Linked DNA regions of Mus musculus: region 1 is linked to region 2. Evidence: chromatin loops called from intact Hi-C (ENCODE). Cell type or tissue: heart. All regions are shown on one strand. Links, peaks and the distances in the headings refer to the core of each region. The heading gives the core; the rest is flanking DNA. Region 1 holds the start of Stk38l (serine/threonine kinase 38 like). Region 2 holds the start of Ints13 (integrator complex subunit 13).

What was found. Hi-C counts contacts between places; a loop is a spot of excess contacts. Peaks named below come from ENCODE experiments on the same cell type or tissue, not always from the same donor. Only the 100,000 strongest peaks of a DNase experiment are listed, where the experiment ranks them.
Region 1: a loop joins it to region 2, with 2.8 times the contacts of the local background. A loop is called at or near these places in 4 of 42 quality-filtered maps.

The regions. Positions count from the first base shown.
Region 1 is chr6:146,722,865-146,728,241 of GRCm38, reverse strand. Stk38l (serine/threonine kinase 38 like) reads right to left here and starts at 3,312. Exons shown (of 14, transcript NM_172734.3): 1 at 3,195-3,312. In heart, for the core only: a CTCF peak has its summit at 3,204; a DNase peak (open chromatin) is centred at 3,291; H3K4me3 peaks cover 1,979 bases; H3K27ac peaks cover 1,936 bases.
Region 2 is chr6:146,575,677-146,581,007 of GRCm38, reverse strand. It overlaps Ints13 (integrator complex subunit 13), which reads left to right and starts at 3,173. Exons shown (of 18, transcript NM_138757.2): 1 at 3,173-3,707; 2 at 4,548-4,783. The coding sequence starts at 4,559. It overlaps Fgfr1op2 (FGFR1 oncogene partner 2), which reads right to left and starts at 3,097. Exons shown (of 7, transcript NM_026218.2): 1 at 2,800-3,097. In heart, for the core only: a CTCF peak has its summit at 3,450 (motif pointing left); DNase peaks (open chromatin) are centred at 2,787, 3,167 and 3,497; H3K4me3 peaks cover 3,710 bases; H3K27ac peaks cover 2,514 bases.

The DNA.
Region 1 (5,377 bases), core at 141-5,140, 150 kb before region 2:
AACCTGACAGACAATTTTTTCAACATCCATTTATCTAGCAGACCTGTATGAAGCACAGTGTCTGATATTAACACCTGTGACTTCACATTCTCCGAGACATTAAATGACACTCCAATATTGAGTATCCATGGCTGAACTTCTCTCATTTTACACATGTACAAAACTCTATTCCAAACCTTGCTTCAGACATTATCGGAATAGCTATTTATGGAAATAAAAACTGAAAGGTCTGAGACTGACATCAACTCAATTTCAACTTCATAATTCAATCCAAACAATATCTAATGCCAAGTAGCCTTTAGACACACAAGATATAATACAACAACTGAAATGTTGCAGCAGGGAAGGGGTATTCCTAATTTCTCATTTTGAATCTACATGGGTCTCACTTGATGGCTACAACTAATTAGCATGAAAAGTAACTTTCAAAGTGACTAAATTTTACATGCCAAAAATAATATTTCCTTTGCTGAGTGTGGTGGTGCATACCTTTAGTCCCAGCACTGTGGAGACAGAAGCAAATGATTTGTGTGAGTTACAGCCAGCCTGGACTAAGTTTCAGAACACCCTGGAACTATACAGCTACACAGTGAAACTCTGTCTCAAAAACAAACAAAAACCACAACTCATTTACCTAGGTTTTCACTTCGTTGGCATTCCCAAAATTTAGATGCATTTTCCGAAATCCACTCTTTGCAACTACAGACCTGAGCAAGACCTTCCTGAATGACAATGGGAGGTAGTGTGTAAACCCATGGTGTCTAGGCCAAAGCAACTCTACTACTTACTGTCTACCTGACTTTGACACCTCATTTACTCCCTCAGCAAGGTGGGAGTAATAGAAACGCTCCCTCTGGTAAACAAGATATATAAGCGAAGGGTTTGGCAACAGAGGCCCTGTATAAAGTGTTCTCTTACAGTCTTACCATCCACCAGGTCATCCAAATCATCTGCACAGATGCCTTTTCCTCCTGAAACCCTTGAGTTGTCTGGTAGGACTGATCCTTCCTTCCTTGGCTTCAGTAGGAATTTTATATTCTAGTTACTGGAAGTGGAGTCACATGTTTCTCCCTCAGGACAAAGACCACAGCATTTGTGTAAGGCAGGCAACTAACCCTTCTCTCCCTTCATCCCTCCTTCCAATGCTTGTAAACAATAATATCCTGGCAATCAGCAGAACCTTTACCTGGAGATTGAAGTGCCCTGTAGCCTGTATATGGCAGCACTGATCATGCCTCACTAAATACTTCCTTGGGACTTGAACAGAAACTGTTGGGGGAACAAAGAAGAAAGGATAGGAGAATATACCTGCTTGTTTAAACACAACTCTGCTGCCTTAAGCTTGCTTTCATCATCTCACTGAAAGAGACCATGGTGCTTTTCATATAAAAATTCAAGGGCAGGCTTTCTGCATATGTCTAGTCTAACCCAGTCATAGCTTGCCCATCTGTTGATTTGAAAGTAATGCTAGGATTCTCAAACAGCAATATGCTTGCTTAACTGGTCCTACATTTATGGAAAATAAACTCATTTAACATTACAGCAAGATACAAAAATCCTCCTGGCTTTGGTGTCTTCAACTTTTCCTAGCTCTGTGAGAAGGCACTTGCTAAGGCATGTTACCAATTCTACTAACAAGATGTCACTGGTCTTTGAGAGAGTGGAACTTTTCTAAAGAAAAATGGCCAAACTGAGACTAATGCTTTATCATTTTGGTTTTTTATCATTTTCCTTTGTTCTTAATGTCCCACTTTTTGAAATTAAAATCTAGTATTTAAAAAGCTGCAGAGTTTGGTTTTTGAGAAAGAACTTAAAGTTGGGTGGGTAGAGAGGAGGAGAGGATCTGGAAGGGCTTGAGGGAGAAGGGACTATGATCAAAATATATTTAAAATTTAAAACTGTTTTAAATAATAAAAACTGCAGAGAACACCTTTTTATTTAGACAGCCTTAGTTTCTATTCTTTGGCTTATTTGTAAGCAAACTCAAGAAAACAAGTGCTGAGACTTCCAGTATTCTATTTAATGTGGTTTTTCTGAGTCTAATTTGTTCATTACTTAACAGCAAGGCCTTTCAAAAGAGCACGGAAACTACACCGAACTATGCTTCTCATTCTAAACACATCCCAACAAATGGGATGCCTAATCGGGCCTCTAACTAGGAGAAAAAACGCTCAGCAGAGCGAAGGCAAATACCAAACTTTTATCCCTTGTACTTCTTCTGAGACCAGGATTTTCCAAATAAAAGTACTTTTATGACCTCGCGCAATATCATAATTTATCGTATATTTAACTAAATTATCTCCCCAAATAGACACAAGAGCAACTAACTCAAATAAAGTGCCTCTTGGCCACGAGGGAAAGAGCATAATAAACTTAATTGTTTTATATATCCTGAGGCGTAAGAGAAAAACCTTTCCATTTAGGCTTGTGCGTGAGACATCAAGACAACTTGATATGCAAATTGCAAGGCTTATTGACTTAAAGTAGGGAGACCTGACCGATTTAAGCCACGACTGCCAAATAAGGGGTAATCACCACCTTAAAACCATTGAACTTTGTTCGCCTGGCTTCTTGGCAGTCGTGTGGCTAATACCAGAGCCAAATCCATAAGTGGCTTCTACCGAAACGCGTCCCAAGTTGCAGAGGAGCCGGAGAGCGCGCCGGCTCTGCACCGAGTGAGTCCCGAGGGGCGGCAGCAGCGCACCTCTACACCAGCCGCTGCTCCAGACCCACCTCGCATCTCTTCACCGCGTTTCTCCAAACTTCGGGACCCAAGAGCGACCCCGCAACAGAGAAAGTAGCATCGGTGACAGGGACGCCGCGGCTCGGGCACAGTTTGCCGTCGCTGTGCACCGGCAACTTTGTGCCGGCGAGCCGTGCCCTCTGCGTCCGGAGGGGACGGGAAGGTGGGCCCGGAGCAGGACGCGCGCGGGGCTGGCGGCTCCGCTCCCGGTACGCAGGCTGCCGCACCCGGCTCGGCGAAGGCCCCGGTGACTGACAGGCGGTGGGGGCGCGGCCCCGCCTGCAGCCCGGGGACGCCGCGCACGGCCGCGGTTCTCCGCTCCGCCAGGGACACCTGGGCTGGGCGCCGCGGGCTGTACCGCGCCAAGCCCCTCACACCTCCCCGCAGCGAGCGCCGCCCTAGCCCCGCGGCCCTGCCCCGCGCCGGCGCCGGTGCCCTCGCCCGCTCTCACCTGCCGGTGTCGCCCGCGCCCGCTCAGCCTCCTCCTCAGTCACCGCAGCCCGCGGCGCGCGTCTCTCGCGCCAGGCCCCGCCTCGTCCCGCCCCGTGAGGCGGTGCCAAAGCGGCCGCGCCAGAATCTCGCGAGACTTGATCTCCTAGATTTTTTTTTTTAAAGGGGTCGCCCCTGACGTCATACGCACCCAGGCGGAAGTGTCCTTCTGGCGTCAGCGCCAGTACCGACCCCCACCTTCGCGGGCGGAAGTGTAGGTTGGTCCAGGAACCTGAGCTCAGTCTAATCACTACTGGGCGTTGTAACGTTCTTGTCTCATGGCCCTCTCCAGTTCTAACTGGTTCTGCCTGACCCTGAGAGAGGCCTGGTGTGATGGAGCTCTCCTCAAGGCAATGCAAAGATGGCTCCATAGAGGAGAGATCACCAATGTAGCAGCTCTGTGACTTCCACGTCTCTATAACTGAACCCGAAAGGCTTAGGAGGATTTAGAATTTAGGAAGACCACAAGAAACTTACCAGCATACATGAAAATTTGCTAAACTTACCTGAAAAATCCCAGAGCAGTTGACAACATAACATACAGCATTAGGCTAGAAAATTGTCGTCGTCATTGTCTCTTCCCTTCGCATCAAAGGTAGGCAGGCAAACTTCAGGACCCGCGGACTAGCCAAACACTATACACTGTGTGTCCTACACACACCTACTCTTAATTTATACATCCAGCACAGTAAGAGATTAACAACCGAACCATAGATTTAAGCAACCTCAACAACATTTACTTTAAAAAAACAAACAAACAAACAAACTTTGACGCCAGGTACAGTGTTTCATGCATGTAATCCCATCACCAAGGAGGCTGAGGCAGAAGCTGCGGCAAGTTTGAGACCAGCCTGGGCTACATAGTGAGTTTGAGCCCAGCTAGAGCTACAGAGTGAGACCCAGTCTTAACAATACAAAAGCAGGCTAAATCTTATCTTTGATGTAGACAGCCAGCTGCTCTTGTGCTTTGGGGCTATTATGAAATAAAATGAGGATTATTGGAACAAGGACCATGCCTCCCAGGGGGCCAGGAGTTTCACATACACAACATTGACACTCCAGAGGAACTGCTAGCGTCCTGGGAGCAACACAGTGAGGGGAGTGAGAGACTTCATTGGCTACTTAGAACGGCATTTTCAGTTTAAAACTGGTGAATCATTTATTTCTGGAATTTTCCACTTCATAATTTTGGAACATGGTTGACTGTGGGTACTGCCAAAGTGAATCTGTGGATAAAGGGAGAAGAGTGTGTGATATTTAGAAAATCACTTTCCCATGGAGAACACAGGGGAGAGTTTTGGGAAAGTGACAAGAGTTTTGCTTTTTAAGATAAAACTGGTCTTTGAGTAAGACAAACCAATATTCCCAATCACTATTAACAAATCCATTCTTGGAGCCGGGTGTGGTGGCGCACGCCTTTGATCCCAGCACTCGGGAGGCAGAGGCAGGTGGATTTCTGAGTTCGAGGCCAGCCTGGTCTACAGAGTGAGTTCCAGGACAGCCAAGGCTATACAGAGAAACCCTGTCTCGAAAAACAAAAAAAAAAAAAAACAAAAAAAAAACAAAACAACAAAAAAAAACAAATCCATTCTTCAAACAGTGGGATTTTATGAAATACCCTTAGCTTTTACACTATTAAAACAATATATGCAAGGGCTAGAGGATGGCCCTCTTCTGCTCTCACAAAAGGCCAGAGTTAGGTTCCCAGCACCCACAGCAGATGGTGCACACCTTAGTAACTCCAGTTCAGGAAATTGGATGCCCCTTTTCAGCTACCAGAGGCACCTACATACATGTACATGTGCACACTTACACAGAGACACATATATACAATGTAAGGGTCCAAAAATCACTGAAGGAAGAGCCCAGACTCAGATAGTATGCAAAAACAAAGAGTGTTTATTCCACAGAAACATCCAGTATGCAAGGGTCAACCATTCTTTGAAATGACGATCCCAGACAAAGGCAGGCAGGCCTTCTTACAGGAAACCAAGGGAACTCTCTAGAAGAATTAGGTAATCTATAATCTCATTGGTGGGTGCTAGGGGGCCACAGGTGATCAGTGGTCTACATTCCAATGTCATGAATGTTCAATCATGTGTGGCCAGTGGTCTGTATCCCTATATCACAATCGTTCAACCACGT
Region 2 (5,331 bases), core at 332-5,331:
GAAAAACAGTGACACAGCTTCTGAAAATCTATATACTCATTTCCTGTTTGTAAACCTCAGAAAAGCTTAAAATGTTTTATAATGTGAATCTGTTTTGCCATCCTTTTTGAAAGATGCTTCTCTTCCCTTTTGACCAGTAAATAAAGTGGGATACTGTTTAACACATTCTGTTACACACTAAAAAAAATGACTCCAATTTAAAAAAGGAATATTTTCAATGTATTTGCTTATTTTCTCAGTGCTTGTCTTAACTAGCCATAATACACTTAAATTATTTTAAACAGGTAGGCTCAAATTACAAAGGTACACCTTTAAGAAACAAGTTTCCTTTCTTCTTTTGCTTCCTGCTTTAGCCACATTTTCACCCACTCGACCACTAAGACATCTGCAGTCAGAGTCTTACAGATGGTCCAGAACATTCTGCTGCTCCTTAGAGAAACCACCACCCACCCACAGCAGCAACTGCCAGCTGGTTACTTTTTAGCTTTAGTTAAGGAAAAATCCGAAAAAATTCAAGTAACTCTTGTTTCTTTCATAAACAAATCTACTAATTACCCAATTTCTGGAGATTTAAAAAAAATGGTGACATATGACAGCTGTATTTTTAAATGTCAGGAGTTTAAATTGTTACTGCTCGGGTGGGTACCTCTAGTGTTTGTAAATACAAAGGTAATATATTAACTGGCACATGAAAATAGCAAAATAAAAATGTGTTTCAAGTCATTCAGAGAAATACTTTAAGAGATCAAGAATGTATATAGTCAAATATGGTGGTACATACTTTTAATCTCAGCACTAGGGAGGCAGAGCCAGGTGATTATCTGTGAACTTAAGGCCAGCCTGGTCTATCAAGTGAGTTCTAGGACAGTCAAGTCTACGTACAGATTCCAACAACAACTCATAAACAAACATAAAGAATGTATATAAAGAACACATAAAAATGAGTATCTTGTAAAGACATATAAACTATTTGAAATTACAGAAAGTTTCTATTCTTCCTGAAAATTAATGTACTTGGAGCTTGAGGAAGAAAAGCAGTTCTTTTTTTGTTTGTGTTTTGTTTTGTTTTTGTTTTTTGAGACAGGGTTTCTCTGTGTAGCCCTGGCTGTCCTGGAACTCACTCTGTAGACCAGGCTGTCCTCGAACCCAGAAATCTACCTGCCTCTGTCTCCCAAGTGCTGGGATTAAAGGCATGTGCCACCACCGCCTGGCTGAAAAGCAGTTCTTAAAGTTGAAAGGAACACAATTTGAGAGAAAGAGCACATTGAATGAAGACCAATTTATATGCTCCTTAAAATCGTGGCTATGCTGTGTGTGTGTTCAAATTAACAATCCAAAAAAGGACTAACCTAACCCAAACCAGTTATTTCTAACATATGGCCAAGAGTCGGTAAAATTTTTCTTATGCTGAGCACTATCAAAAACATTTGCATCACATAAAATCCTAGTTGTCAAACATGATACTAACATAGAGTCATTTGAATACATAGGGTGTGTGCATGCATGTGCTTTTGATATTATATACAATCTCCAACCACTAACAACAAAAGTACAATTACATAAGTGTTAGGAGTACATGACTGCTCATGTTCAAAGCAGGTAAGTAAAGGCTTTTACCCTAAAAAAAGTTCCTTTAGGTTCTAATATTCTGACTTCTAAGAGACAGAATTTTTATATCAAATTCTTTAGAATGACATTATAAATAAATATATATATGTGCGTGTATGTGTATATATATATATATATATATATTGCTTGCTCTGTGCCAACACTGAGATAGCATTTGTTTTAAACATGAATAAGACATGATTCCAGACTCAAGTTCAAGCTGGCAGGAGAGACAGGTAATTGAACAAATAATACATCCTAATGAATACTGCAAAACTATGTCAAGAGCTATCCGAGTTCATTGTACTGTCAATGTCACCGGAGGGAGTCTAAAAAGAATCATCTATGAATTGGGTTTTGATAGATGATAAGACAGAAGGAAAAGCAAGCATTCTAGCAGACTATATGGACTCACATGGCACAGTGTTTGGAAAGGAATTAGGGGTGGCAATAAGATGACACTGAAAAGGTAAAATATGATGAGATAGGATGGTAAAAAACCCTGATGAATCGATATGCTTAAATTAGAACTTGAAAAAGTTTCAGGCGAATACATGTCACAGTAAGTATGGAAGGCTGAGGCGGGGACACCGGTTTGGGGTGGAGGAAGGGCAACTGTAACAGTCACAGTGAAAGAAGCAAAAAAACCTGGTGCAGTGTGAGTGGAATACAGAACGTAGGCAGTTCTGAGGTCCGTGTTCTGGAAAGGAGGACGGGAAGAAAAGAGAGTCCTCACTCTTGAGGAGCAGACACAGATGCTGGTAGCAATATAAAAAGCATGTGTCTTTCAAAGAAAACCTTAGAATGGGATAAAGAAAGAATGCGTGCAGACCACACACACCAATAAGCATCCTGTCCACACACATCACTCTGAAAGCAGAGAACTGCACTGTTCTTGAAAATGGTGGAATGCACACACTTGGAGCTTCTGAAACATTTGTCTGGAGAAAACCAGTTTTTCAACTTGAAACCGAATTTGGAAGGCCGCTGAGGGACTCAAACGATCCCAGCAGCTCCCTCAGGACCGTGGCTAAGTCCCAGGCGCAAACGCGGTCAAGTGTGCTGAGGTAAACTCAACAGTGACAAGTCCCTCAGGCCACCGCCCACGGAGCTCCCGAGTGGCAGGAAGGGGAACCCGGAAGGGGTGTCCCGCGGCGTGCAGGCCCAGGGTTTTCAGGGAACTTTCCGTACCTCAGTTCCCGGCAGGACCTCAGGGAGAGCACGGAGAGAGGAAGCCCGGCTCAGAGGCTCGCCCACGCGTGTAGTTATTCCACTGCGCTTCAGTCCCCCTGGGGCGACGACCACCCGCGAGGTGGAGTGCCCACGGAGTGGTCTCCGCGCCCTCGCTGCGCCTGCTCAGCGAGCGGACGCACAGTCCTGCTCACACAGCGGCGGGACGTACGGGAAACCCACTCGTCTCGGCCCCATCCCGGGCGGACCAGAACCTCCGCGACCCGCAGCCGCTGAGCGACAAGCCTCGCGAGACTTCCCTCTGCTGGTTCCCGAAGGCCCCACCCCCGGTAAACGGCTGGCCGTTGATTGGAGAACGGGGAGGGGGCGGGGCTTCTCTCCTCGCCCCCCTCTCAAGGTTTTGCTCTGCCGCTCGCACACTCTCGCGTGTTTTCCGAGGGGCTACCGGCCCGGACTGGAGGCGGAGAGGGGAGGTTGGGTGGGTAGGCTCTGCCTGTCCAGAGCCGAGGCTGGCTTGTCCCGGCCGTGGCTTAGTACTTTGTGGGGGGATCTCTCGGGTCGTCCTGACCGTTCTTCCCTACGGTTGATTGGGAACAAATGTTAAAGGCTTTTTTTTTCCCCTCACTTGCTCCGCCCTCTTCCGGTTCGGCCTCTGGTGGCTTCTAAGGAGAAGGGAAGATGGCGGGGCTGTGCGAGAGCGCCGTGCGCACGCGCGAGTCCGAGTGCGCTCTTGTGCTTGCACGCGCATGCGCGCGCCCCTGCGTTTAAGCAGCCGGAGTGTTGGGAGATGAGCCGGGCAGTCAGTCTTCTGCGGGTTGTACCAGACCGACTGTGCGCCGACTCCCCACCCACCCTCGTCCGCCTTCTCTCTCAGCCTCCGTTCATTCACTGCAGGACCAGGCACGAAAGTAAGCGAACCTCGATGCCGAGGTCTTCCCCATCCACTCACCTCGTTCGCCGCCCCCCACCCCCCTTGCAGTCAGGTGTGTGCAGAAGGTTTGCAGACAGGGACTTTGGCGGGGAGGGGCGGTGCGTTCCAGAGCAGCAGGAGGTAATAGCGGGACCCTAAGGTGGTTTGTTACCTTGAACACTTGCTGTTTCCCAGGTGCTTTAGAATGTAGGTTTAAAAAAAAAATTTTTTTTTTTTTGGTCTGTAAAATTTTAGGAGCGAAGCAGGGCAGTGCACCACATGTTCTGTGTTTATAAGAAAAAGTTTTAGAAGTGTTTTCTCTTCGCCAGCATGGGATAGCATCTGCTTGTTGTGGTCTACGTGGTGAATTACTGTAGTGTATTGCAAGTGGAGGGAGAGGATGAGTTTGAAGCCATAGAAAGACGCAATATGCAGTTACCGTAGGAGATGTGTGTCTATTTTGGGTTGTACTTTTGCTGTCAGTCTTTTCCTGTTGATTTCCCTTAGCCCCTAACAAGGATCACCATAAATACATTTGAGGAATTAGATCTGTGATTTGTAGGCATAAGAATCAAATACAATGTGCACAGATGTTTTCTTCTATTTTAAGTGCTTTGTAAAAGAAAAAAAGAAGTATGAACTAACTTCATTTGGTAGATAGACTGCATGGTATGATGTGGCATATTCTTTGAACTGGCACCATTACTTTGGCCTTTTTTGCACAAAATTCTCAGAACTTAGGATCCGTATCAAATCTTGAAAACACACTTAAGTGAGAAATCATTTATGATAAATGTTATGTGTCATCGTTTTGACTAGTTTGTTTATCCTTTTACAGGTTAAAACAAAATGAAGATTTTTTCTGAATCTCATAAAACAGTGTTTGTTGTGGATCACTGCCCATACATGGCAGAATCCTGTAGGCAGCATGTGGAGTTTGATATGCTGGTGAAGAACAGGACCCAAGGCATCATCCCTTTGGCTCCCATCTCCAAATCCTTGTGGACTTGCTCAGTAGAATCTTCCATGGAATATTGTAGAATAATGTATGACATATTTCCTTTCAAAAAGCTGGTGAGTGTTATGAACACAATTGTGATGGGATGATGTACTTAATTAACTGTGTCTATAATTATTATGTGAATTTACTGTAGATTTATAACTGTATAGTTCAAATGTATGTAGAGCTGCCCTTTATGATTAGTGCAGTGTTGGTATTTAGTTGCAGACAGCAGTAATGATGGCGCTGAGCACTTACAAGATCCAGGTGTATCCCAAAGTACTGTATACCTACTGGCCTCTCCAACAGTCCAGTGAAGTATGTACTATCTATACATGTTAGGCCATATATAAAGTATGTTGTAAGCATGGAACAGGCACTGAACTTTGAGAACAATTGGGAATGTTGAGGTTATTTTGTAGCCCTGGCTGTCCTGGATCTCACTTTGTAGACCAAGTTGGCCTTGGACTCACAGAAGTCCACCTTTCTCTCAAGTGCTGGGATTAAAGATGTGAACCATTTCCCCAACTCCAAAAAACTAAGTTTTTGTTGTTGTTGTTGCTGGTGTTTTGTTTTTCTTTTCTTTTGTTTTCATCAGTAAGAGGAAACATTGACATTTGAT